7 separate regions of the Homo sapiens genome follow, and regions 1, 2, 3, 4, 5 and 6 are each linked to region 7. The links are chromatin loops, found by intact Hi-C in ENCODE. Cell type or tissue: GM12878. All regions are shown on one strand. Region 1 has its middle 250 kb from the start of LINC00581. Region 2 overlaps CDKAL1 (CDKAL1 threonylcarbamoyladenosine tRNA methylthiotransferase). Region 3 overlaps CDKAL1 (CDKAL1 threonylcarbamoyladenosine tRNA methylthiotransferase). Region 4 overlaps CDKAL1 (CDKAL1 threonylcarbamoyladenosine tRNA methylthiotransferase). Region 5 overlaps CDKAL1 (CDKAL1 threonylcarbamoyladenosine tRNA methylthiotransferase). Region 6 overlaps CDKAL1 (CDKAL1 threonylcarbamoyladenosine tRNA methylthiotransferase). Region 7 has its middle 73 kb from the start of LINC00581.

Region 1 (4,000 bases), 170 kb before region 7:
TTCCATTATTTTCTGGGGCTTGCTTGGTCAACTGATGACTCTATGCCTTTGCACGAACAATGGGTTCTGCTTGGAATACCTTTCCCTCTTATCTGTGTAGTGTACTCATATTCATCCTTCAAAACCCTGCTCACACATCCCCTGAAATGCCTTACCGACTCTTGGGTAAAGTTGCTCTTCTGTTTTCACAGCTCTGTTCACACCTCTATGACAATATTTCCCGTTGGAACTTTTCCCATAATAGAATTTGAAATCCTCAAGGGCTTGGATGTGTTATCTTTGTCTTTCTCACACCTGCCCGTTGTAGGTGTTTAACGGAGGTTTTGCTGAGTAAATTAATAAAATTACACAAAACGGAAACTGTCAGCTAACCCAGCGTAGGAGGGTACTAGATGTAAGGAGTATTTTTGTAAGGGGAAGGAAAGGTGTTGGAAAATATCTCATTCGTAACTATTTACATTTTAACATATTTAGAGATGGTGAACAGGAAGAAATAACTAGGGGATTTAAATGTGTTTAAAATTAATACATCACATAGCGCTTATAAGTATAATGAAATTCGAGGCGTGGTATCTCTTGACTTGAAACCATTTCTGGAGGCCTCATGAAAGAGGTAAGTTTGCAACCTGAGCTTGAGAGATGAGAAGCAAGGATCTCTTTCGTTCACGGAAAAACGGGCCTAGAGAGCCACTTCCAATGAGGAAAAAGAACATGAATCTGAAAGTCTAGATAAGCTGAGCGCTTGGTACCTGGCAGGTCCTCAAGAGTGTCTGGGGTATCCACCTCGCACCCCTCAACTACTCCAATGTTTAGGTGAAACAAACACAAGATGCCAAACAAGGCACAGCCTCATTACCCAAAGCACACCTTTTCTGAGAAACTGTGGAGGATGTGGCTTCCACATCCCAAACGCAAACCTAAAACCTAAGTTTCAATGGACTTGCTCCTCCCTAAGTCTCAAAGATGGAGGCTGGTTCTCGCCTCCTGGAGAGCTGGGGCTGCTGCAAAGGTTCTGAGCCATCTCAGAGTCTCAGTCGCCCCCGCCTGTGGAAGTGACAACTTGGGGGTCCTAAGGCTGCTTCTAAAAGACAGACCCTGCGCCCTGCACCAAGGGAGAAGTATGGGGTGTGGAAGGAGAAGCATGCGCACTGCCGTCCTCGCCAGACTGTGGGGAGGCCTTGGGAGCCAGCTTCCGGGCCAGGCCGGAACCAAAATGGCCCCACCCACTAGTGCCATGGTCTCCTGCGGCCAGAAAAATGGCTGCTCTTGTGTTCTGGAGGGGTGAGTAGGGGGTCCAAAGAGGGGCCACCAGTGTTTACTCCACACTGCTGCCTCCTTGGCAACGGGGGTAATTCCTTTTTTGCTCCAGAAACATGGGCAGATGTGGTTCGCAAGGTGTGCTTGGAGGCGTGACAAAGGCTGCTCCAGGAAGATGAAGAGGTGGGAGGTGTGCATGGATCGTGGTAGCTGAAGGTGTTGTGGGCAGAAAAGTCCTCAGAGGAGGCAGGGCCTGTCTGGGGTTGGAATGAGTCAGCGTCATCCGTAAAGGCCAGTTGCATCATGTCTAAAAGTAGCCCGCAAGTGTTGGGGCCAGCTCCCCACTTTGAATTTGTGAAAGACTTTGTAATCCCACGTCACCTAGCCACAGGCACTCCAGTATTAGAATCACAATATGTGAGAGCCAAAAGAGACATGAAAATCAACTGTTCAACCCTCTTATTTTACAGACGAGAAAAAAGAGACCAAGAGGGATTTGATGTCAGGCTTACAGTTTGATTACACCCTCCGAAAACATCATAAATTTCTGCTGTTGTTCTGTGGTGACACTCAAAAGACTATCCTTGTCATTTTCAAAAGGTGTCAGGTTTCCTACGTGGGACAAACCTCTAATTTACAAGCTAGCCTCTTCACGATGCAGCCTCTTTCGGTTCATTTTCAGTTCATCGTTGGCCACTGAAAATTTAAGATCCCTGCGGTGTGAAGGAAGTGTTAAACTATACTGTTAGTGGAAGTAGGTTGTGCTAAATTGGATATCTGCAAGCAGCTTTATGAGCCATAAAAGTCAACATCTTTCTTTCATTACCTTTAAAGGCTGTTTACAGAAAAGATAAGGCAGGCCCAGCTCAGGGTACCCATTGAGAATTAGTGGGAGGATCTGGTAGGAAGGGATAACAGGAAAGGATTCAGAATCGATGACCAGGCAGTGGAGACAGTGGCCTATGGACACAGGGACTAGCATGTCATTTATTTCTTCAGGAGCCTGCTTGTCACACTGATGTGGGACCAGGCTCCAGATGAAGGACCCAGTCAGAAAGGCTGTCATAGCTGGCTTCATTCTTCCTAACCCATAGCTGGTTTCACGAGCAGCCTTCCCACCTCGGGGTGGCATTCATTTCATAGATCTTGTCAACACTTGGTAAAAACTTAAAAAACCAGCCTATCTTATGCAGTACATTCTTTCGGGTTCTTCATAAGTCCTCAGTGTTTTCAGTCTGTTTCCTACCTCTCTTAACCAAAGCTGGTATGGTGCGGGTTGCACATTCACTTACAAGGAAAATACACATCCTCCTTTCATTTTCCTGTTCAATGATTTGCATTTCTCTAGAAGACTCCCACCTCATTGGGTTACTGGGGGGAAGGAGAGTGAGTGAGAGAGGAAGGAATACAAAAATGGCTCTAATCCATTCCAAACTAGTGATCTGTTCATAATGATATAAGAGCTAAAAGAGAGCTAAGTATGTGTAAGGTACTCTTAGGCATTTAAAAATGTCAGTTCATTGAACAATCATAACACAATTTTATGGGTACAACGATGAACCTCTTAGGACAGATCAGGAAGCTGAGGCACAGCAAGGTTTTATGACAAGCCACACAGTGAGTAATTGGTGGAGTGGGAGCCTCTTTGATGACACATAAGTGATCAGCCTTTGAGAGTTCCCCTCAACCCCCTTGCTCTTTTTGAATGTGACATCTAGGAAGACCCAGGGTAGGGCTGTAGTGAAAGAGAAGAGGACTGGTCCTTAGATTCACATGGTGGCCTCTGCGTCCTCCCTGGTCTCTGTAGTAGAGTGGTTGACCTCAAGGGCTACCTGGCCTGGGACCACCTGCCTGGCATTAAAAATGGGCATTAGCCCTTCAACAGAAATGGGCCATCTTTACAAATCAACACAACGTGTAAGCACTGAGCTTATGCTCATGAGACTAGCAGAACGTGTTTGGAGACATGAACAGACACTTCTTACAAGACATACAAGTGGCCAAGAAACATATGAAAAATTGCTCATCATTAATCATCAGGGAAATGCAAATCAAAACCACAATGAGATACCATCTCATACAAGTCAGAATGGCTATTATTAAAAAGTAAACAAATAAGAGATGTTGGTGAGGCTACAGAGAAAAGGGAACACTTACATACTGTTGGTGGAAATCTAAATGAGTTCAGCCACTGTGGGAAACAATTTGGAGATATCTCAAAGAACTTAAAACACTACCATTTGACCCAGCAATCCCATTACCTGGTATACACCCAAAGGAAATTAATGGTTCCACCAAAAAGACACATGCACTTGTATGTTCATCACAGCACTATTCACAAAGTGCAAAGATATGGAATCAACCTAGGTGCCCATCAACAGTGAATTACATAAAGAAAATGTGGTACATATACACCACAGAATACTATGCAGCCATAAAAGAGAATGAAATCATGTCCTTGGCAGCAACAGGGATGCAGCTGGAGGCCATTATCTTAAGTGAATTAACACAGGAACAGAAAACCAAATACTACATGTTCTCACTTATAAGTGGGAGCTAAACATTGGGTACACATGGACATAAAGATGAGAACGGTAGACACTGGGGACTACTAGAGAGGGGTGAGAAGAAGAGGGGCAAGGGTTGAAAAACTAACCGTTGGGATACTATGCTTGCTATGCGGGTGAAGGGATCATTCATACCCCAAACCTCAGCATCATGAAATAAACCCAGGTAACAAACC
Region 2 (4,000 bases), 430 kb before region 7:
GCAACCCTGGTATATAATTTCACATTTAGATTATAAGTAAGATATATTGCAAAACTGTAGTAGGCAGCCAATATGATATACCTGCTTATGTATAGCAGATGACTGAGAAAACTTCAGGTAACCTATTTTAAAAAAAAAAAAAAAAATCAGATTATCACTGCCAATAAAGTGATCCTAGGCCCAGTGCGGTGGCTCACACCTGGAATCCTAGTACATTGGGAGGCTGAGGTGGATGGATCTCCTGAGCTCAGGAGTTCAAGATCAGTTTGGGCAACATGGTGAAACCCCGTCTGTATCAAAAATACAAAAAATTAGCTGATCGTGTTGGCTCGCACCTGTGATCCCAACTACTTGGGAGGCTGAGGTGGGAGAAACAATTGAGCCTGGGAGGCGGAGGTTGCAGTGAGCCAAGATTACGCCACTGCACTCCAGCCTGGGTGACAGAGTGAGACCTATCTCAAAAAATAAAAAAGTGATCCTTGCATAGTTTTAGACAGTTCATCAGAACCATAAAATTGTGTATTTTGTCTAGTCCATCTGTTGTGAAGAATAATATAGACTTACTCCCATGAGGACAGTATAATCAGCTTTGCCATTTAGCGAAAAAGAGTTTTCCTGTCCTCTTGGGGAAGTCCATCTACCTGGTGAGTAATTTCCAACTATTATGGACATTTAGAAGTAGATGAAATATTTTAGACTAGGCACAGTGGCTCACACCTCTAATCCCAGCACTTTGGGAGGCTGAGGTGGGTGGATCACCTGAGGTCAGGAGTTTAAGACCAGCCTGGCCAACATGGTGAAACCATCTCTACTAAATATATATATATATATATATATATATATACACACACACACACACACATATATACACACATACCTACACAAAAATTAGCCAGGCATGGTGGCACGTGCCTGTAATCCCAGCTACTGGGGAGGCTGAGGCAGGAGAATCACTTGAACTCGGGAGGCAAAAGTTGCAGTAAGCTGAGATCGTGCCACTGCACTCCAGCCTGGGTGACAGAGTGAGACTCCATCTCAAAAATAAAAAAAGAAAGAAAAAAGAAATAAATGAAATATTTTAAATAGTTCTTATGTTTGACCTACCTTCCGCTATAAAAACTAGTATAGCTTTATGCCAAATAGATTAGTGCTCATTTTGGAAACACCAAAGTTTCAGGGCTTTCTTTAGAGCCACTAGCCTGGATAACTGATCCAGCACAAAATTGTCTTGTCCAGCCTTTATTAAAATTCAACACAGTATTTTCACTCTTGGAGGGGCCTAACACTATCATGTTGCCCTGATTTGTGCCTAACGCTCATTCATAAAATGATCCTGACTTAAAGTGGTATGTTTGGTGCTTTCTTTTTCTGTTTGCTTTTTAAATCCTTTCTAAATGGCGGCCCATTTCATTTACATCTCTCATTTCCCCTGAAGTCTTTGAAGCCTTTTTTGTAATGTGCCTTTAACAAATAAGTCTCTCTTTTTTCTCCAGCAGTGTGAGGCTTCTCAAATATTTGTGTTATGAGTTATGGACAAGGCATTTCCTGATCTGTTTCCTTAAAAAATCCATTTTTTAAGACAACCTATAGCATTTAAGATTGAAATCCAAACTGTGGGAGTTTACCTGAAGCTGCAAGCTTTCAAACTGCTAATTTTGTGGTATTGGTAGAGCCATGAAAGTGGAAGTGAAATCTTTTTAATTAATTTTCTTTGCAGTTGAAAATGGCCCATGTTTTAGCTGGTAGCAATGTAAGTTTACATATGAGCCAACTAAGCTGGTTCATTATTCTCTTCAGTTGTTTGAAAGTTGGCAGCCATCATCACAACAGCAGCTGGATACAAGATAACCTAGCAGTGTTGGCACATGTTGAGGCATATGGGAATTTATTAAATCATGCAACCTTTGCAAAGAAGAGCGTCTAAATGACTTAATATACTAATTTAAAACAGCTGGCCATGAGCAATCATATGACTTAAATTATTCTATTCAGATTTATTAATCCAATTGAACATTAACTGAGTAATTTGATGTTTTTATCTAAATGGATAAGATGATTTTTTGAAGTATAAAATGGGATTTGTAGGGATAGGGGAAGAAACTATATAGAACAAAGCAAGCGGTGCAATTCTGGTTTTAGAAATAATCTGTGTTTGGCTGGGTGCAGTGGCTGACACCTGTAATCCCAATACTTTGGGAGGCTGAGGTAGGAGGATCACTTGAGCCCAGGAGTTCCAGACCAGCCTGTGAGACCGTATCTCTACAAAAAAATAAAAATAAAAAAACTAGCTGAGCATGCTGATGTACACCTGTAGTCTCAACTACTAGGGAGGCTGAGGCAGGAGGATCACTGGAGCCTGGAAGTTGGAAGTTACAATGAGCTATGATCATGCTGCTGCACTCCAGCCTGCGTGACAGAGCAAGATCCTGTCTTTCAAAAAAAATTTGTCTTTGTATTTTAAAATATGTATCTTATATATTTTACTATCATTCATTGTCACATAACTGATGTTTCTGTTATCTTTTAAACTTATTACTGAGATGTTTTTTAAAGTATAAAACATGAATGATTCTTTTTTCTTTTTTCATGTGTTTTTGAGAGAGTTACTTCCCAATTCAATGATTTTTGTACTGCGTTATGTTGGGGATGATATAATTAGGGTTCCCAGGGCCTTGAGGCATTAGACAATTACTTTAATTGGGCCTCTATCATTTGAGCAGCAGTGAATGTATAGTCACTCCCCAACATAAACCATGCATTAACATATATTCAAAAAATGACAACATGCGCAGTTCTTAAGCATATGTTTTAATGCTAAGTAAAAGAATCTTTAAGTCCTCAAGTTCACACATTAAAATGTGAAAGAAACATGTAAGAATATCCTACGGATAGATATTTAGGAAATGAAACAGTTTATATATTAAAAGACCTAACTCTTTAGACAGAGTATTTTGTTAGAAGTCCAGTAGCTTTTTAGTTTATGTTAACTAGACCTTAAATAGTTAACATCTCTATCTTTCTCACTTGGTAAATACAATTTGAATGAATTAATAAACGGTTTTGTTTTTACCTGCAAGTTGCATGGATCTAACGTTAAGTTGCATCTTACTGTGGCGTCTCCATGTTGATTTTTAATCCCATGATATTGTTCATTTTAGAATTTGCCATTATCATTTCTTAAGGTACTGTGCACTTCAGGGTTAATTTCCCTTGTTGCTTATAGAATATTAACCATTTTAGCACTGTGATATTTATTATTATTCCCGTAAGTTCACTATACCCAGAGATTGCCCAGTGAAATACCACAGCTAATAAGCAATGAGCACTCATGGGTAAAGGGGAATCTTTTGCAGGGCGAGGAGAGAACAAACTAGAGGGGAAGTAGCAGACTTGCAGAGGAAGTTTCATTCTGTGATCTCTCCGCTGTATACTCATTCAATGGAAGGGGCACAAGGGCATAAAGCCAGTATTACTTGGCTTTATGGCAGGATGATGACTGTGAGTGAGTCATTGAGCTAACTTATATCATCCAGCCCATCCTATGACCTACTTTTCCAGTCTATCTGCAAAAAGGATGCTAAATTATTAACATCCTGAGTAATTTTTCTTTCCTATCATTAGTCCTGGTCATTCATGTGTGCTTATTGGAACACAATCTGATAAAGCTATGTTACATTAAATTAGTATTTTATTCTGCCTTATTCATCTAGTTTTAGTCCTAGTGGCTTGGAAACATAAGTAGAATATTTATCAGAAGAAAAGAAAATAAATGCAAAAGAAAAAAAAAGAATGATTCAGCAAGGATTAGATAATTATATTTTCTTCCAGATGCATTCCCAGATGTGTTTCTGTTCACTAAGTAACCACCTCCAAAATACTTTAGGCAAAATGCTTCCCTGAAAAATGTTTTCTGGCTTTATGTCATCATTTCTAGTATCTTTAGCTAAGTTGTTATTTTGGGTAGCACTAAGGTCGTGTTCACTGTTTTTATCTTTTGCCA
Region 3 (4,000 bases), 250 kb before region 7:
AGGACTACTGTATACATGGTGCAGTTTTAAAGTAATTGGGTAATTCACCACTTGCCTAAAACAACTGGCAGGATAGAATCCATTTTTAACATTATAGATTAAATATTATGAGGTATGTGACCTTGACCAAGTCACTTAATCTCTAAGGGACCTGTATTCTCATCTGTAATATGAAGAGTTTGTCCTAAATGATCTCTGAAGTCCTCTCTTCTATCCAATCCAGCTCTGAATTCATGATTTTAAAAATTCTCATTTAGAAGTTGGGTAGGCTGGAGCTTATCCATCCTTTCTCATAATTTAGTATTTGAAAAGAAGCTTTCTTATGCCATAAAGATAATTAGAAAGCGTCCTGCATACCACACCCACACCTTTTTTTCTTCCAAATGTCTGAATCTTTCTTGGAATTATTCTGAGTTTTATACCATTGGTAATGCCTGGTGGTGTAGCTCACTGAGTTGCCTGACTCCCCATGCTTTTGGAATGAGGACTTGGAGCAATGAAGGTGTGAGGGAAGTTGGCAAGTAGTTACTGCAGATTACTAGATTACATAAACAATCTCTCTCTCCAATGCTTTTGCTTTTGCTTTTCTCTTTTTTTAAATTTGGCTTACTTTTTGTGTCGTCAGTGAAACAAAACTTCTACAAGCACCTTCCAAGAAAGTGACCTATTAAATGTTATCACTGGTCACTTATGTACCTTTTGGGGATGGGGAATGTATGAAAAAAATTTTTTCCCAGAAGCACAGCCCAGTTTCATACATATTTTTGCCCATTTGTGAAAAAAAAGGACATTTCCTTATTTTAGTGTTTATTCGTTGAAAATTAAGTGAAACTTTTTTCACATATGTGCTGTATGTAGATAATTTAGATTTTTGGTTTTGAATTGCTTTTTTAGCAGTTTGTTTTTCTGTTGGGAACATTTATTGTTTTCTTACTGTTTTGTAAAGGCTCTTCATATTATATAACCTATAACATGTCATTAGTATATATGTCATACTTGCAATTTTTTTCTATTTGCTTTTTGACTTTGTTTATGACAATCTTAATATACTTTTTTTAATCAGTAGTTAAAAACTTCTCATTTATGGCAACATAGCATTATGTTAAAAATGTTTCATCAACACGTTACATGTCTAATAATTTATATTTCCTCCAAGTATTTTGTGGCTTCTTCTTTTTCATCTTTTCAACTGACAAATAAAATTGTATCTATTTAAGATGCACAACCTACTTTTATGAGTAGGTCCCTTTCTGAGAATCTGCTCTCAAAGAAGACTGGCCTAGACTTGCCAAGTAATGGCTGAGAGAGACCAGTGGGAATAGATCAAGAGGGTGGAAGTGAACGGAAATTCTGTTCAATTTTTAGGTTTGCGCTTTTCATAAAAAAGTTCTACACTTATATCCAGTGTTGGCTCCATGGGCCCTTTCCATGAATCAGATCTCATGGATAGATCTTACTGGCAGTATCTGGCCATAGAACTTCAGTTTTCAATATTGAGCACTTTCCCAGGCTGCCTGGGCATGACAGAGCTTGCCCAGTGTGGGGAAAAACAGACCTGATGTACTTTGTGCCGGCTCTGTGATAGGAGGGTCAACTTGTTTGGGTTTGTTGAGAGGGTAGATTTCATGTTATATGTTCTTACCACAATTTTTTTTTTTAATTCCACAAAAAGCTTTATAGGCAATACCTTTGAATGCTCTAGAATACTCAGAATGTACAGGCAGGTGGTTAAAATGCAGCTGCTTTTTGAACTGGCAGTTTAGGTAGCACTAGATTTGGATCCCTGACGCCAGGCAGGAAGGCATCAGTGTGGCATTTCCTGTGTAACTATTTGCTCTTACTATTGGCTCTCGATCAGCAGATGAAAATAGCTTTGTTACTAAGAATGGGATTTTGCCCCCAGCTGGGAAGAGACTACCTCGGATTGTCTTCCTCTTACTGGGGTAGACACGGCTAGAAGAAAACCAACCAGCGTGAAGAAAAGCACAAGGAGATTCTTGTTAGAAGAAACTTCATGGTCTGATTCAGTAGAACTGCCTCGGGCCTGGTCTTTGTATCTTGTATCACTGCACAAAGAAGGGAAGAATAACTTTTGAAAAGCCAAATTGTTTTACAATTTTTCTTTCTACTTAGGTTATTTCTGAAATGCAAAGAAAGAAGAAATAAAGCTACTAAGATACTCATGGCAATTAATAGATAAGCATATATACTTAAAAATATGGCTACTCCACTTCAAAGGAACATTCTTCCCCTTTTGAGTACATTTATATCTATTAATAAGTGTATCTAAAGAATTTTTTTTCCACAGAGGACAATGTTTTCAAATAATCTAATGAATGCCTTTTTTTGTCATTGTTTAAGAATCAGTTAACCAGTCTAGCGCTTTGAGAATAAACTGTCCAACATCTTCTCTTAAGAACCCTTAAGTAGACCAACAAATTGATGGCTAGCATTTTGAATACGATGGACTTAAAGGCTCATTACTTGTTTTCTATGCTATCATCATTTTTGACACACATTCTTGTGTCATGGCCCTATTTCATTATAGAATGGCATTGTGGAGTAAGGATGATATTAAATTTTAATGTTATTGCTATTATTACTGTTGACCGTTTTTAGCATAAGTATGCCTGGTTCTTTAATTCCAGCTTCTGCAGGGCCAGAAAATAGAAGTGAGCATAAACAGTCAGGAAAATTACTGTATACCCAGGAGACCCAGCATCGCGTGCTCTGCCTGTTGTGAATGAGGAATCAAAATGGAAAGGTTATCATTTTCATTAGCTAGGAAAGAACAAGACCATACTTTTCTCCAAGTGTAATTACAGCGGTTCACTGGCAACATTACACTGCAGTAATTAGTCTAAAGGTGTATGTGAGGGCAGGCTTTTGCACAGACACTAGAAATATTATTTCAGAGTTGAAGGTCACAGCCTTGTATTTAACATGTTCCAGGCAGCTTAGGGGGGAAAAAAAAAAACTAATTTGACTGGAGCTAAAGAAAGACATTTGACATTTCCCAGAGTCATACATTCAGAAACCAGTCAGGTCGAAAAATTGTATTTTATTTTCTACAATAAAAGGCAAAACTTAGCTGCAGAAATAGCATGTCAGAATATTCTGTAGGATAAGCACAGATAAAATTCAAGTTTATTAGAACCATGATGTAAATGATTACAGGAACTTTTGATATGTGTGGGGTTTTTTTTGTTTTTTTTTTTGAGACGGAGTCTCATTCTTGTCGCCCAGGCTGGAGTGCAATGGCGTGATCTCAGCTCACTGCACCATCTGCCTCCCAGGTTCAAGCGATTCTCCTGCCTCAGCCTCCCGAGTAGCTGGGATTACAGGCATCTGCCACCGCACCTGGCTAATTTTTGTATTTTTGTAGAGATGGAGTTTCATCATGTTGGCTAAGCTGGTCTTGAACTCCTGACCTCAGGTGATCCACCCGCCTCGGCCTCCCAAAGTTCTGGGATTACAGGCGTGAGCCGCTGCGCCCGGGCTGATATGTGTTTTAATCTTTGCCTTAGGAAGAGAATGGACAGAAAAAATAATTGTCAGCAGCTCTTAAAGGGAAACAAAATAGTTTCTTTCTTCCTTAACACCATTTTCAAGAAACAAATGTCTATCTTACACAGGTCCATATATCTACGTCCTTTGTGAATTTTTTGTTACTCTATTTAAATAGTAATATTGAAATCTTTTTGTAACTCAGCATCTCAGAATAGAAATTGATTGACATTATTTTCCAAAGCCACGTCAGGCTTTCTGTTTAAGTAAAGTGAAAGTAAGAAGAAAAAAAAGTTATAAAGAGAAGAGCAACTTTACATACAGTTTATGTTTAAAGCCATATATGAGTTTAAGAGAAACCTTTTGCTTTTTCTAGTCCAAAGAATACTTTTGCAAGCAACATTTCTTACTGAGTTAAAAGTATTAGCCCAAATACCCTGATGTCTTTGTTTAATTTGAGTAATGTCTGCGTTTCTTCACACAATTCTGTTTC
Region 4 (4,000 bases), 220 kb before region 7:
CTCAAACACCTGGGCTCAAGCAATGCTCCAGCCTCAGCCTCTTAGAGTGCTGGGATTACAGGTGTGAGCCTCCGTGCCTGGCTACATGTGGGAAAGTTTTTGGGCATGAGCATAGTATAGTGAAAGTTTCTATATGAGGGAAAGCCCATGAAAGCAGGCCCCGCCTGACTGGTCTGCCCACGACTGGCTCCAGGCCCCAGTGCAGTGCCTGTTTCATGGTTATTGAATGAACTTGGCTCTCGGCGATATGCAGGGTGGAATGGATGGGTTCTCCACCAGAGGCAGGGAACCTACATGATAGGTTGAAATCCTCTGTTACTCCAGCTGATGAGGACATTAATATATTCTTCAATGGTTAAAAAAAAATCACAGTCAAGCCACTCAACCTACTCTTTGAAGTCATTTGACATCTTGATAAGCAGATTGCAAAAGCCCCTTTTTAAACTGATAGTAATCTTGCAAATGGAAATTCTTTTCATGGGAACTATGAGGATGAGTACTTTAGAGCGAGTTGCTTCTAACCATAAATTGTAGTTTCCTAGTTTCCCTTCTCACTTTCTAATGATGAAAGTGACAGCCTATCTCTCCTATGAGACTCAGAGTGTGGATGTTGCATTGTACCTAAAATAATAGAACATTATTTTTAAATAAATAAAATAGAATATGTTCAAAGAAATAGAGTGTGTTTGTTTTCTAACATAGTTTATAATGTTTAAAATTTTTTTCATTATTTTTAAATTTTTATGTATTTAGGGGGTACAAGCGCAGATTGCTTATATGCATGCAAGCAGTGTTTTAAATTTAAAGGGCTTTGGGGAAACAAATTTTCTCCTGTCCCTCTCTCTCCTGAATGCAATTCTATAAAATTATTGAGAAACAGAAATTTTCAATCCATATATCAAATCAGGTATCTAGGGCAGTTTTCTGATAGGAAGCCAACCTAAAAATTTAAGATGTAGCACCTTGCAAATTTGCCAACCCCTGAGAAGGAAATTCAAAAGGCAATAAAGGCAAAGAACCATCAGCCGACTTTATCAAGATCAGCATTTTCCCTTCCACAGGCCCCTGGCTCCCAGGGCTTCCTCCTTGAAAACATCCGTTTTGAAGGAATAGAGTAGCCCTTACGCACATCAGGTCAGACCGTGGGTTTGGCATTTTGGCTCTGTTCCTTACTAATTGTGATCACTGGTCACTTACCCTCTCTAGGTGTCTTTCCTCATCTATAAATTGGGAGGAATAGAGTCCATTTGATAGGATGGTTTTGATGTCGAAGTGAGATAAAGCTTGGGAAGCCCTGAACGCTGCCTGACACGTAGAAGTGATCAGTGAATATGTGATGTGGAGTGGGGGGCATGGTGATAGTGAAGATTTACTTGGGGCCTGGTTGATCAAGATACTAATAATATCTCGTTCATGAACATGGATGATGTTTTGCCCTAATCACCTATATGCCATGAGACGAGGAATTGGTCATTGGTCTTTTTAAACATACAGTCTTTATAAGCAGCAATAGCATTTGTAAAGGATAGCTGCCTGAAATAAATTCTTTGAGTTTTTCAGTTCCCCCTTTTCACTGACTTTGAGTAGCTGTTTCTTTTGTTATCCTTCATGTGAGCACAGTTCCTCTGAACAATCACAAAGCATCTATGGTGTAAGATAGTGGCATTCACTACAGGTCTTCTTCTCTTAAATATTCTTGTGGGAAGTGATTTCCCCTGCCGTGTACTATATTATCTGAAAATGAAACAATCTGCCTAACGAGTCTCCCTGTTTCTACCCTGAATATAAACCAGATTGTGTCTCTCTCCTCCTCAAAACCATCTAGTGCTCCATATGACTCAGAGCATTCCGTATATAGCCAACAGAAGGGAAACCAGGGACTCAGATACTTATATCCCAATATTCATACCAGCATTATTCATAAATAACCCAAAGGTGGAAATAACCAAAGTATCTATCAACAGATGAATGGACAAACAAAATGTGGTATGTAGTAGAATGGAATTTTATTCAGCCATAGAAAGACATGAAGTTCTGACACATGCTACAGCATAGGCAAATCTGGAAACATGATGTGAAGCAAAATAAGCCACACCAGAAAGGGCAAATATTATATAATTCCACTTATGTGAAATATTGAGAATAGGCAAATTCATAGAGACAAACTAGGTTAAAGCTTACCAGGAGCTGGGCGTGGAGATGGGGAGTTCCTTAAGGGTTACAGAGTTTCTGCTTGGGGTGATAACATTTTGGAAATAGTAGTAATGGTTGCACAACATGGTAAATATAATTAATGCCACTAAATTGTGTACTTCAAAATTGTTCAAATGTTATTTTATATATATATATATACATACCATATAAAAATTTTTACAAAAATCATCTAAGGTTTCCCAGCATGTTCAGAATGAAAGCCAGAGACCCTACAACAGCCTCAAGGATCAAGGTCCCATGCCTTGACCTCTCTCCCCTCGAGAACACTGGCCTCCATGCTGCTCCTTGAACATGAACACACGAGGTCTGCTCCCTCAGGAGGGCCTTTCCAACTGCTGGTCCCTCTGCTTGGAATGCCCATCTCTTAGATGTCCCTGGTACATACTTCATTCAGGTCTCTGCTGAAGCACCAGCTTATCAGTGAGGTCACCCTGGGCAGTCGTCTATAAAACCCCAAGCCCTCACCATCCAACACAACCTAGTACTTCCTATTCTTACTCTACTCTATTTTCTCCATGGCACATTTTATCACCAGACATATTAAATATTTACATGTTTCTTTTGCCTCTAGTTACCAAAATTGAAGCCCCATGAATGCTGAGACTTTACTTCATTCACCTTTGTGTCCTTAATGACTAGGATAGGGCCTGGCAGGGAGCAAATGCTCAGTAAACGTCTGTTGGATGAATGAATGAATGAATGAATGAATGAATGAATGAATTTGTTCCGGAGATATATGTATACCCCTTACTGAAAAGGACTGCAAGACCAAAAAGCTGGTTATCCTAGATATGGGTTATCTTTTGCCATGATAAATGCCCTATGACAACCAACCACAGAACTGCAGTGGGGCTCAGCTGATCTCAGCCTGGCTCACTCACACATCTGCAGTGCACTGTAGGGTAGCTCAGCAGCTCTTCTAAGCTTGGTGGGGCTTCCTAAAATGTATGGAGGTTCAGCAGGCATTTGGTGGATCTAGATGGCCTCAACTGGGACTCCGTGGGTGAATCAGCCCTGCTCCGCATGCCTCATCCTTCAACTGGCTGACCTGAGCATGTTCCCGTGGTAAAGGCAAAGGAATAGCAAACAGACATGCACAAGTGCTTTTCAAGCCTCTGCATGCATGATGTTTGGTAGCATCCTGTTGGCCAAGTAAATCACATGGCCAAGACCAGGGACACACTACAGAGTTATGTGACAAGAAGATACAGATACAAGGAGGTATAAGGAATTGGGAATATTAATGTATTCAGTCTACCACACCCTATGAAATCTTGGTGTTTTTGCCTGTGATCTGCGCAACTTTCCTCCTCCTTTTCTACGTCCCCAGAAGACATCACATTCAGTTTCAACCTGAGATCTAATCCTTTCAGCTCTACAACTCAGTGTCTTGTTTTTAGGTAGTGAGTTGTAGAGCTGGAAGGGTTGGATCTGGTAAAAAGAATCTGAAATCTAAACGTTAATGGAAGCTAAGGGACCTTGTCATAGTCTTTTCTATGAGGAAATGTCAAGTGCTCTAGATATCCGGTGCTTTTCTCTGAGGTACAATTGTACCCAGCAACTCAACAGTATCACCCTGGGGACCTGTGGTAGGCAGAATAATGCCCCCCACTTCACCCCCCAAAGGTGATCGTGTCCTAATCCCTAGAACCTGTGAATATGTTAGATTACATGACAGAGAGAATTAGGGTTGCATATGGAATTAAATTTGCTCATCAGCTGCCCTTAACATAAGGAGGGTATACTTGATTATCCAGATGGGCCCAGTGTAATCACAATGGTCCTT
Region 5 (4,000 bases), 730 kb before region 7:
CAAACCTGTTTGGGGCTGGATTTTGGCTGTAGGGTTGTGTGAAATAGGGTGAAATAGAAGAAGGGGAAGAAAAAATCTCTCAGTCTAACTTCTTTTCTTTACTTTAGGCTTCCCGCCAACCCTTTGGTGAATTTGAAAGTAGTGATCAGATGCTCATATGCTGATCCAACTAGCCTAGTTTCCACCCTTACATTTTGAGTAAACTACTACAATCCAGACTTTAATGGCACTGGACACACCTTTCTCCTCACTACCATTTTAGATTTATAACATTTTACTTTTATTTACTCAAGCCAAAGTACTCATTTAAGGTGTCCTCTAACTTTACAACTAGGGAGATGGAATACCATCAAATATATAACTACACTTAAATATATCTGTGTCTATCTGTATTTGTGTGTATCATTTAAATATCTGTTATACAAGGTCATAAATAATCCAGGAGTACAGCATCTGTTTCACCTGCTGCTCTCTTTATGATGTGAAGTGATGAGTCACATGAGTAATTGTATTACTTGTATAAAGTACTTGGAAGACAGTTTAACTTGCATAAGTCCTGTGCTGTGTGTCATAAAGATGAAAAGTTTGAGCCATCTGTTACTTAAAAAAAAAATTACCCCAGTGTACCACCTGGTGTTTAACTAGGCCTTGGGATTTGTTCCAGATACAGCACTGCTTCATTGAACAAATATTGGGGGTGAGGGTGGGTGGGGTTTGGTGATTACTTCTGGGACCTGGGAGGGACCCTTTTCACTGAGTCCTGAACAACGTTATTTAGATCATTGTTATTTCCTATTGTGGTTTGTCTGTCATTAAAAACAATTTTGTCTTAATTTTGAAAATTGGATATGAGGAGTTACATTACACAAAACAACATTATACAATGATGGAGATAATGTTCTGTGCAGCATGATTTAATTTGGAGCAGTGGATAGCCACCTGCTAGGCCTTTGTTCTTGTGGCAGTCTGGCAAGTGGTCCCAGTGTTTTGGGTCTTTCCTTGGTCACGTGGCTGTTGAGATCTGCCTGGGTTAGTTGCAAACCATTAATCCAGTAGCACAGAATGATGAAATATTTGACTACTGGGTGTTTGAAGTAAGAAAACAAATCCTTTTAAAAGTTATTATTCAGCAACCACAGAATGCTTTTATCATGTTGATATAACATCTGAGTCTTTACATTTTATCTAAGGGTAGCCTATTCTTATCTACAACATAAAAAAGAAATCTAGGTAATATTTGGCATTATGGTAACTAGCTACCATATAGCACCTGTCTGCTTACCCACTGTGGTGGGGTAACCATATAATTCAGTGATTAAACTGGAATACTTTTGTCAGTGACAGAGAGCTAGGACGAAAGGTGTAAACAAGGATATGTAGTCATTTTACTTACAAGGCATAGCCATATTTTGCCATCTTCCATGATCAAGAATAACTGACTATTCCTCATGCATGTAAGAGTAATTCTTATTTTCAAATTGCATTAATTGTGCTGGTATAGTGCCTCATATAAAGTAGGTACTCAATAAATATTTGTAAATTGAATAAATGTTTATGCTTAAAGAAATCTTAAAGCTTCCTGCCAAAATCTTTAAAAATGTACGTTTTAGAAGGGCTTTGAGTTAAACATCCTCTGTATTTTCTTGATATTAAGACCCAGTGTCAGGATTCCCCACAGTGGCATTACCCATGGACCTGTGATCTAAACTCTGAAACCATTTTAATATGTAGTATATTATAAGAGTAGGAAAAGCACTTAATTGCAATTACGTATTGTTCTGTCTAAAATAATTTAACTGTGTGCTAGAAGAGTGAGCCCTTTAGTCAAGTGCTTATGACTTATCTTGGTAACTTATTTACTTTACCTTTTTACTTGAAGTTGTTAAACAATTCAGTGGCTACTTAACATTTCCTTAAATTTACTCTGAGAGAAAATAAGGAACCCAAGTCATTTAATTTACTTGTTTGTTAGTACCTTGTCAGAGACTTTAATAGTACGGAAAGAAATTTGGGATAATTTTTTTCACGAATTTTCAATTTTTGTGTTGTTCACTTTAGAAATTTTCTTTCATTTAAAGTTTTCTCTCTCCTTGCAAGGCCTACTTTACTATATATGACATAGAAAAGGGTGCAGGAATTTCTATCCTTTTCTATGTGGTGATTCTTGCCTGCCTGGGCAGCTTATGAGACAGATTGGATTTAGCTCAACCCTGGAATGTGTGTTACAGTGTGGTGGGTTTTGGCAAGTCACTTGTGGTTTAGAGGGACTCTATGACGTGGGCTGGGAACTTTGGTCTTTTCTTTTGGTTTGAAGTAGGTTTTTTAAAAAAGGTGTTAGACAGTTTCAGGTTCGAGACCTTGTTAATTGGTTTAACATCCCATCTGTCCTAGTCACTCTGATTCTAATATGACAGAATTGAAACAGATGCTATTTAAATCTCCATTTCTTTATTTTATTTTAGTTTTTTGTATGTGTGCATGTGTCTGATGATATTGTAGTCTTGGTCTTTCTGTATCTTTCCCTTTGACTTTTCTACAATTTCTGGTCTGGTTTCTTTGTGTTTCAGCCTTTTTCTTCTTGTCCTTATGTTTTTTCTTTTTGACTTTTTTCACTTGAGTGACAGAGTTTACCAAGTCTTATTGTTTATGTCTACCCTGATGTATCATAATAGTCAAACATTGGTCATGATAGAACTTGCTTCAGTACTTCATGATTTTTATACAGTAGAACTAAATCCATGGGAAGATATTTATTTACTTGTTAATTATCTTCCCATTGCAATGTAAGCTCCAAGGGCAGGGGTTCTCTTTTTTTTACGACTGTATCCCCAGAGCCTGGAAGTGTGCTGAGTGTCTAACAGCTGTTAAAAAAAAAATGAATAGAAATGCTTTAGTTTTCTGAGAGTTTCCCAAATTAGATATTATTTAGGGAGAGTCTTGAAGTTCCTTTGCTCTACAGCACACCCCTGAACCTTGGCTGGTATTTGAACCGTCTAATGAAGAACAAAGTACTTTTGAGAGATTCTATTTGTAATACTGTAAGATTTTTTTTTTAATAGATTGAGCATCCCTAACCCAAAAATCCAAAATCTGAAATGCTCTAAAATTCACAACATTTTGAGCACCAATGTGATGCTCAAAGGAAATACTCATTGGAGCATTTTCAATTTTGGATTTTCCAATTAGGGATGCAAAAAAAAAATTTGAAGTCTGAACACTTCCACTTCCAAGCATTTCAGATAAGGGATCCTCAACCTGTAGTCTCTTCCCTTTCTAGTGCTCATTGTCCCTAGACTCGATTTTACTACTTTATCAGTTAAGATGCTTGTTGGTTTCATTAATAGAAATCTCAGCTGAAACTCACTTAACAATAAGGACGTGGATTATGTTGCACAACAGGAAGTACAAGAAGGCTTCAGAGTGGGTTAATTGAACTCATTGTTGTCATAAGAGACCTAGGTTGGGTCTTTTTATATTTTTCTTTTGCTTTCTTGGCTTCATCCTTCAAGCTATTATTTTCTGTGATTATTAGGACAAGGGCAGCAATTAGATCAACATTTTCCTTGTTGTATGTAATGGGAAAGAGGCTGGCATTTCTTTCCTTGAAGACCTGAGTAAGAATTTCTCTATGTTTTTATTGGGCCAAATTGGTCTCAGATTATTCTCTCCCGAGTATTGGCAAAGGCAATGGAGTTATAGCGATTAGCTTGGAGTAATCATCGAGAGTGAAATGGATGTTGGAATCAACTACAACACTTGCAGAAAATCCCATATGAATTAACCTTTATAAATAAATTTCTAAAGACTGTTGATTTCCTGAGCTTCAAGTTAAAACTTCCCTGAGTAATTAGGTTTATAACCAAGAGGATGCAGGGTGAAGTCAACATTATGATAATTACTTCATTAGGGAAATCATGGCATTTAAATAAAAAAAGTAACAAGTTTCATCTTCCTAAATTTAGTAAATATTACATGCAACATTGTTTGTAGAAAGTAGGTA
Region 6 (4,000 bases), 280 kb before region 7:
ACTAGAATTCAAGCAGCTGGAGAGGTGCAGAGAGATCCCTAGGAGCAAGACTGGTGTGCATGCTGCTGTGGTTGCTTTGGCATGGAATCCTTCTAAGAGTATCAAACTGTATAAAGTAGGTAGGAAACAGAACCTTGTATGCCTGGTAAACTTTGCCAAGGAGAAGGGTCTGCTCTCTGCCTAGGCTGGTTTTTCAGCATATGATTTAAGCATATTTTCCTTTGACTCTTCATATGTGTTTATTGATTTCTTTTTCTGCGCCATATTCTTTGTTTCTACTGTGATGCTTAGAGAGATGGTAGGTAGGGTGGAAAGAGATACGCTTTGAACTTGGCAGAATTCAGCCGACATAGATTTGATCCCTGCTCTATCACTTATGAGCTCTATGACCTTGGAAAAATTTGCTCCAGTGCTCCTAGCCAGCAGTGTTAGAATGATGCTGATAATAATCACCTTGCAAGGTTTTAAGCAAGATACATTTATGTAAAGTCACCAACTCAGTTCCTTTCACGATAATGGGCAGCCAGTAAATGTTACTTATTGTTCTCAAGATTGTCTTTTCTCAGCCAGACACTGTTGTATATATGCCTGTAATCCCAGCTACTCAGGAGGTTGAAGTGGGAGGATAGCCTGGAGTTTGAGACCAGCCTGGGCAACATAGTGAGATCCTGTCTCAAAGAAACAAACAAAAAACGAAAGATTGTCTTTTCTCATTGTTCTTTCTTGATTACACAAACACAGTGTGTCTTATAATTACAAAGCCATATGCTTGTGTTGATATCTTGTTTATTTGTTTTTGTAGTTTTTACTTAAGTAATATAAAAAAATAGCTAAGTGAAAATCTTCACGAATGAAAGCAACCTCTTTGTTTGTTCCTCGTCATCCTAACCAAAATCAGTAGTTTGATAGTACTTCTGTTTCATTATGACATACATCTACCAGTCACCTAACCTGGCCTTACTGAAACAAAACAGTCTTTGAGAAATGTAAGCACATCACTCAGCCTTGTTATGGAAAACTGGCAGAGCACCTGGGTGTGCCCAGAGGGACTGTGATTTCACTTCTCACTCCATAAGCAACATCCTTCTGTTGTGAATTAAATCTTCACAGTCAAAATCTGTGTCTGCATGTGCTTGTTTATTTGGAAAAGAAATGTTATTCAGAGAGGCATTTTATTTGTAATACTTGTGGAGCAATATGATATTAAGTGAGCTTAATATTGGTAGAGTGCTCTTTTCATTTTAAAGATTCTTCACATGCATTTGTTTTTCTTTCTGGCTTTCCTCTCTGTTATTAGGCCAACAGACAAGTTATATTTTATACATATGTGTCAGTATGATGCTTTACATGTGTTTATAACATATATGAATATGGTATATACTCTTCTGTTTGTGAATTGCTGTGCATATCTGAGGATACGCATGTTAGTGAACTGGTTTCAATTTACACAAGGAGGTTTCTTTTTTCTGCTTTCATCCAACCTTTATTGAGGACAGTAAATACTGCCTCTTATCTCCCATCCCAAGCTGAGTTCAGCATCTGGAGAAGCTTAAGGTCCCAATGCATCAAATTATCTTGCTCAAACTGTTGTTTATTACAGTCAATTTTGTCCTGTCACTCCAGTGGCAGAATGTCAAAGCTTTTCTTTGCATTGCCTTCAGCTTTTAGCCTCTGCAGGGATCTGATATGCTGCTCCTGCTTTGCCAGGGGGTGGGTTGGAGGGGACTCAAAGGGTCATGATGAAGCTCCAAGCCAGATAACTACAGCACTGGTTAACCTCCTTGCTAAAGCTGGGAAGGGTTTATGCCCCACCATTTCACTCCCTGGACCACAAACATGCACTTCATTTTATGAATGTCTGTTAATTTCCTATGTTTCCATTTCTTTTCTTTTGAGACCTGTGTAACCACAAGCAAAGCATGTATGATGGTATTCATAGAAGAATAGACAGTGTAAGTCTAGAAACTTAATGTGAATTTTGTCACTGACAAATATGTATTCTGTAATCTGAACAGTTTAATTTAGATAAATAGTTTATCTTTTAAAACTCTGACTAGAATAAACATTCACATGAATTTCCCATTTAAGTGTTTAAAACTTCAACTTCTAACCTTTTTTTCAGTTAGAAACATATATGTACCTAATTATTTCTTTTTAGTTTTATATAATTGTGATCATGTGTATAATTATACATGATGTAGCTTTCTGGGATGAAGTTTTGTTGTGACAAAAGGTGCTTTCCAAATACGTTTTTGTTTTGACCATTGTCAACATAGTTAATAATCTGTAGAAGTTTGCCTAATGCCTTCCTCTGGGGCTTCTTGACCTTGTTTTCTGAAACCTCCTTTTTTTTTTTTTTTTAATTTTTTTAATGACTCCTGTAATGTCTCATCAAAAAAAGCAGTTTCTATAGTATTCTTGAAAAATGAGTGTAATAGAGTTGGGGATGATAAATATATTTCCAGGATGGAATACAACTTATTCAGATAAGAAAAAATCTGGCAATAATGAAACATTTCACACTGATTATAAGCTAGGAAATATTCCTGTGTTTCTACTTAAAATCAGCTTTAGCCCAAGCAACCTCTTCTTTTGCTTGGACTATGGAAGTTGCCTTCTGACTGGTCCCTCCATACCCATTCTTGTTCCTCTCTCGAATCTGTTCTTCCAAGGGAAACTAGAATGATCTTTTATACAAGCTGTCATAGCAACCTGTGACACTACTCTTCATATACATCACACTTGCCATTTTATATGTGTGTGATTATTTGATCACTGTCCATCTCCCTTACTAGATTGTAAGTTCCAGAAGGGCAGAGGCCATGCCTGGCCTATGGTAGATGCTCAGTGAAGAGTTATGGGACACTTAAATGAAGACAGTCAGATCTGTACTAAGTTTTGTGTTGTGAAAGTATGTCCTCAGTTGTCCTGGTTTACACGGTTCTCACAGATAATCCACTCTGAACAGCGACACCTAATTCACTTAACCACCACTTGGTTGAGATCTTACCTCCTGTTCTGAGTCCGCACCATAGGCTAGCCTTTTAAAAATTAAACCCTTACTTCAGGCAGAGTTTGAGATTCAAAAATTTCTCCATAGTTCCACCCAACCCAGATTGGGTTTGAGAATATGCTTATGTAACAGACAAGAGTGGGAGATTATTGACTTCCTAGCTGCTCTTGAAAAAGATCTTTGCAATGAGGCCTGATTATTTTCATATCATGTATTTCCAGAACAAGCAATGTGCAAAAACCCTCTGTGACACCAAATGTATAGGATTTGTTCTTGTGATTTTGGGCTACTTTTTGCATGTCTCAGTTTTCAACAGTTCTCTGAGGAAGCACTTTGCTTATTTGGCAAAATAAGCATATTCGTGGTCCACATTGCAGACCCGCTTTAAGTCACCTATCTCCAGGTTTGAAAGTTTCCGTGGAAGAATCAATAAGTCGCTTTTGGCTCTAAAATGGCTCCTGAGCAGTCACCTTTTTGTTTTCATCCCATCTGTTGTTTTCGAATGGGAAATAAAGATTTTCTTTTTTTTCTTTTTTTCTTTTTTTTGAGATGAAGTCTCGCTCTGTCACCCAGGCTGGAGTACAGTGGCGCAATCTCGGCTCACTGCAACCTCTGCCTCCCGGGTTCAAGTGATTCTTCTGCTTCAGCCTCCTGAGTAGCTGGGATTACAGGCGCCCACCACCATGCCCAGCTAATTTTTGCATTTTTAGTAGAGACGGGGTTTCACCGTGTTGGTCAGGCTGGTCTCGAACTTCTGACTTCGTGATCTACCCTCCTTGGCCTCCCAAAGTGCTGGGATTACAGGCGTGAGCCACCGCACCCAGCCAAGATTTTTTTTTTTTTATTCACTGTAATTTTTGGACACAGACACACACACACACACACACGTGTGTGTGTGTGTGTGTGTGTCTGTGTCCAAAAATATATATATATGTATATATATTTTTTAACTTTAATTTCTGGTATACGTGTGCAGAACATACAGGT
Region 7 (4,000 bases):
TTCTCCCTGTATTGTTTGCAGTGTGACTTTATAGAATCTCCTCCCAAGAGGCAGAGTCTGTTTCTCCTCCTGTCAAATGGGACTGGCCTTGGGAGTGAATGTAGTGGATGTACCAGGAAGCCAGTTTGGAGCTTGGCCTTCAAGCAGCTTTCCATACTTCCTCTCAGACTGTTGCAGACCCACCATCCTCTATGTGAACAAGCTGGCCTGGCCTGCAAGAGGATAAAAGAGCACGAGGAGTGTGGGAGAGCCATCCCAGCTGAGGCCACTTAAGTCAGCCAGCCCCAGCCAACCCAGTAAGGGACCACAGCTGCACAAATGAGCTTAGCCAAGACTAGAAGGATGGGCCAGCTCAGCCAAGTTAAAATTGCTGATCCACAGAGTTTTGAGTAAATAAATGGTTGCTTTCAGCCAGTAAATTTTGGGGTGGTTTGTTACACAGCAAAAACTAATTGATGCTGTGTGCATATGTGTGTGTGTGTGTAGAAAAGGTGATAATGCAATAAAGCCAAGTTTTTGTGTTTTGCAATGGAAAATCAATACTTTTTTTTTTTTTTTTTGAGACAGAGTGTCATTCTGTTGCCCAGGCTGAATGCAATGGCGCCATCTTAGCTCACTGCAACCTCCGCCTCCCGGGTTCAAGCAATTCTCCTGCCTCAGCCTCCCGAGTAGCTAGGATTACAGGCACACGGCTAATTTGTGTATTTTTAGTAGAGACAGAGTTTCACCATGTTGGTCAGGCTGGTCTCAAACTCCTGACATCAGGTGATCCACCCGCCTTGGCCTCCCAAAGTGGTGGAATTACAGTCGTGAGCCACCACGCCCGGCCTAATGTATCTATTTATATCTAAAAAATGATGCCACACAGTAGTCGCATGTTAGTTAGACACATGGAAACAAAAACAGTGATGAGATTTTTAAGTGGATAATCCAAGGAGTAGAAACGAAGGGTCAGGAGGGATTGCAGCGGTGGGCTGTAATTTTTCATTATAGGGCTTGTAGAATTGTTTGATTTTTAAAAATTATGTACACATTTCATTTTGATAAAATAGCAAATTAAGTGGAAACCAAAAAAATAAATAAATGAACTTTCAAGTGACTGGTAGGCAGCTGGTGCACAGCATCTGCCACCACCAGCAATAGTCATGTGTTCGACACATGCCCTGGTGGCAAGAGGAATTTCCAGCTGAGACATTGCCATAACCAACTCAGTTTTCCCTTTTGATTAGTATTCATCCTTCATGCCTGCATGCTTGTGGTTAGCACACAAACTGAAAAAAAAAGTGCATGGAAAAGTTGGATCCAGAGTCTCAGACACTGCAGGTGTTCTCCGAGTTGTTAGTCTCCATTCTAATACAGTCCAATAAGGACCACAAACATCAAACATAATGGAGAACTGCCTGCAACCAAAGCCAGGGCATGGAAAAATTGCTCATTAAAAATTATTCTGCGGTTACAGTTTTGAACTGGCATGGATAAAAAGTGGAGCAGAGGCCGGGTGCAGTGGCTCATGCCTGTAATCCCAGCACTTTGGGAGGCCGAGGCAGGCGGATCACAAGGTCAAGAGATCGAGACCACCCTGGCCCACATGCTGAAACCCCATCTCTACAAAAAATATAAAAATTAGCTGGGCGTGGTGGTGCGCCTGTAATCCCAGCTACTCAGGAGGCTGAGGCAGGAGAATCGCTTGAACCCGGGAGGCAGAGGTTGCAGTGAGACAAGATCGCGCCACTGCACTCCAGCCTGGTGACAAAGTGAGACTCTGTCTCAAAAAAAAAAGTGGAGCAGATGGTCATATTCAACATGGTGAAAGGCTCTGTGAAAGCAAAACAGAAACCATACACCCGCAATGGCCACCAAAACGGCTGCTGACATACGATCACTCTTTTCTTGATGCTGCTCTCTGTGCTTTAAATGTATTTTCTCTTTGAAATGATCACTTTCAAGTGTGTTTATTAAATTCTGTCTCCCATGTTAGGTTGACAGGAAGTATGTAGTATTTGGGAAAAGGCACAGGAGGCAAAAATAAGATACTAGATATCAAGGGATGTGTTGGATTACTCAGGACAGGCTAGGATATGCCACAATAAAGAAAAACCCCAAACCTCTGTGACTTAACGTTTCCCACCGCATATGCAAAGTGGGTCTGCAGAGGGCCTCTGATGATCTAAGTACCTCAAAGTTCTAGAGTGGTGCATATTGCCATGATCAGTTCCTCTCAAAGCTGACTCAAAGCGATGTGTCTCACTTCTGCTCATATTTCATTAGTCAAAGCCATTCATGTGGTCATGTCTAAATTTAAAAAGGTGAAAGAAGGCAATGTTATCCAGAAAGAGAGCTGGAATACTTGTGAACTCTTCCAACTCAATCCAGTATTCCCTCTGCTCTAAAACATAGCTATATAGCACATAGAATATAAATTAGTTACGTTTATTTTTATCCAAAGTATACTTTTCCTAGATATGTCTTACTCCAGAAAATTATTATCCTTTAAAGGCAGATGATGAATCTGGCTAGAGGAGGAGGGCCTGGAAGGTTATATGAGGTACTAACGTTATGTAAAGTGATGTGGTTTCCTTTTTCTCTTCCTGTGGTTGAATGATGTAGCACACTATTTGCAGACCAATCCTGGTCTTCCTTAAGTGGTTTCTATAACAAGATAATTTTCTTTCACCAATCACTAACCAATTTATTTTCACTTCCAAGTGGAGCCTTATTTGTGCCTCAATTTTAGAGATTGTGAGTTTAAAAGAACACCACCTTCTGCCTGTTTAAGAAATAACCCAAGGTGCCCTGGAAATAAAAATGCAAATGCACGAATGGGAAAGCTTTATTTAGCTAAATCTCAAAGCAACAGTTGTGCTTTGAGAAGAAGTTAAGGGAAGAGGAGTGGCAGGACTGGACATTCAAAGAAGGATAATTTTCAGAATGAGATAGTGTGGAGTGGAGGAGGAATAGAGATTTCCATCCCTGGGCACGAAATAAGGAAACGTATTTTTCTGCAGTTATTTGTGAAGAACTTCAGTGATAAGCACTGTGCTTCTCCTTAAATAAAGACTGAAACAGAGAAGTAGCAGTTCCAAATACTTAGCCAAAGTTCCCAAAACCTTTGATCCAACAATTCTAAATACTTAGTGCATCAAATCCAACTACAGTCACAACTCTGTGCTAAAACTCAAGCAACAAGAAAGCTGAAATAATCAGAACTCTTTATTACCTTGGAATAAGAAAAAGCACATGGCAAATAAACCAGTTGAAATCGGGCACACCTTCAAAAGAAAAGCAATTCCCAGGGTGTTACAGGGTCAGGACCGCCTTTAGCCAATTTCTCAACTTTTTTAAAACACATGTTATGCTCAGGCAGAAATAAACTTCATTGAAATGAATTACTGTCTTAACTTTGTTCAGTTTGAACTTCAACATCTTTATGATGGAAGGTACCAACTAATCTGAATGGTAACTACAAGGCCCTTAACATAGGACTTAATGAGATTTGTTGTGTATATTTGTGGTGACTCCTCAAACTCAGGAGTGTGTGCCACAAGGTATAAGCCACTGATTAATTGTCTGAGAGCACCTCAGTTCTTCCTCACTGACATGCTGGTGACACATCACTGTCAGAGTCCGAAAAAGTGGCCTGAGCTGGTCTGCTCCGAATTCTCTTCTCTTCTTCCATGTTCTTTGTTTCATGCGCCATGCCTGGGATGCGTCTGGCCCCAGGTCCTTTATGTTGCAGATAGCAATGTATTGATTATAGATTACTAGATTATATATATTCCTTTACAGAGATATAGATGTGTAGATTATTTACTTATTCACATTAAGGTCTTTTGAAATTGTATTAATCAATTTCTGCAGACCACGGTTTCTCAACATTGGTACTATTACATTTTTAGTAGGCAATTCTTTGTTATGGGGGGAAGGCTGTCCTGTACGTTATAAGATGTTTTAGTAAACATCCCAGGCCTCTACCAACTAGATGCCAATAAAACATCTTCCC

The links. Hi-C counts contacts between places; a loop is a spot of excess contacts. Peaks named below come from ENCODE experiments on the same cell type or tissue, not always from the same donor. Only the 100,000 strongest peaks of a DNase experiment are listed, where the experiment ranks them.
Region 1: it touches region 7 in a loop (2.8-fold over the local background); 1 of 110 quality-filtered maps calls a loop at or near these places.
Region 2: a loop joins it to region 7, with 7 times the contacts of the local background. A loop is called at or near these places in 1 of 110 quality-filtered maps.
Region 3: a loop joins it to region 7, with 2.5 times the contacts of the local background. A loop is called at or near these places in 1 of 110 quality-filtered maps.
Region 4: it touches region 7 in a loop (7-fold over the local background); 1 of 110 quality-filtered maps calls a loop at or near these places.
Region 5: a loop joins it to region 7, with 2.5 times the contacts of the local background. A loop is called at or near these places in 1 of 110 quality-filtered maps.
Region 6: it touches region 7 in a loop (8-fold over the local background); 1 of 110 quality-filtered maps calls a loop at or near these places.

What each region holds. Positions count from the first base shown.
Region 1 is chr6:21,262,579-21,266,578 of GRCh38, forward strand. No RefSeq gene overlaps it. Among named protein-coding and RNA genes, the nearest start is that of LINC00581, 250 kb to the right of the region's middle. RefSeq lists enhancers at 793-1,293, 1,470-1,519, 1,540-1,599, 1,610-1,729. In GM12878, no CTCF peak of the experiment used is centred here; DNase peaks (open chromatin) are centred at 1,543 and 1,863; H3K27ac peaks cover 1,274 bases.
Region 2 is chr6:21,002,529-21,006,528 of GRCh38, forward strand. The region is part of intron 11 of CDKAL1 (CDKAL1 threonylcarbamoyladenosine tRNA methylthiotransferase); the gene reads left to right. Among named protein-coding and RNA genes, the nearest start is that of CDKAL1, 470 kb to the left of the region's middle. In GM12878, no CTCF peak of the experiment used is centred here; DNase peaks (open chromatin) are centred at 1,583 and 3,411; H3K4me3 peaks cover 800 bases; H3K27ac peaks cover 1,561 bases.
Region 3 is chr6:21,187,167-21,191,166 of GRCh38, forward strand. All of the region lies in intron 13 of CDKAL1 (CDKAL1 threonylcarbamoyladenosine tRNA methylthiotransferase), which reads left to right. Among named protein-coding and RNA genes, the nearest start is that of LINC00581, 320 kb to the right of the region's middle. In GM12878, no CTCF peak of the experiment used is centred here; a DNase peak (open chromatin) is centred at 1,875; H3K4me3 peaks cover 164 bases; H3K27ac peaks cover 2,831 bases.
Region 4 is chr6:21,211,978-21,215,977 of GRCh38, forward strand. All of the region lies in intron 15 of CDKAL1 (CDKAL1 threonylcarbamoyladenosine tRNA methylthiotransferase), which reads left to right. Among named protein-coding and RNA genes, the nearest start is that of LINC00581, 300 kb to the right of the region's middle. In GM12878, no CTCF peak of the experiment used is centred here; DNase peaks (open chromatin) are centred at 416 and 1,644; H3K4me3 peaks cover 729 bases; H3K27ac peaks cover 2,845 bases.
Region 5 is chr6:20,706,259-20,710,258 of GRCh38, forward strand. All of the region lies in intron 5 of CDKAL1 (CDKAL1 threonylcarbamoyladenosine tRNA methylthiotransferase), which reads left to right. Among named protein-coding and RNA genes, the nearest start is that of CDKAL1, 170 kb to the left of the region's middle. RefSeq lists an enhancer at 2,438-2,487. In GM12878, no CTCF peak of the experiment used is centred here; a DNase peak (open chromatin) is centred at 2,293; H3K27ac peaks cover 296 bases.
Region 6 is chr6:21,156,757-21,160,756 of GRCh38, forward strand. The region is part of intron 13 of CDKAL1 (CDKAL1 threonylcarbamoyladenosine tRNA methylthiotransferase); the gene reads left to right. Among named protein-coding and RNA genes, the nearest start is that of LINC00581, 350 kb to the right of the region's middle. In GM12878, no CTCF peak of the experiment used is centred here; DNase peaks (open chromatin) are centred at 985, 2,275 and 2,955; H3K27ac peaks cover 1,417 bases.
Region 7 is chr6:21,436,560-21,440,559 of GRCh38, forward strand. No RefSeq gene overlaps it. Among named protein-coding and RNA genes, the nearest start is that of LINC00581, 73 kb to the right of the region's middle. In GM12878, no CTCF peak of the experiment used is centred here; DNase peaks (open chromatin) are centred at 2,152 and 2,632; H3K4me3 peaks cover 802 bases; H3K27ac peaks cover 1,851 bases.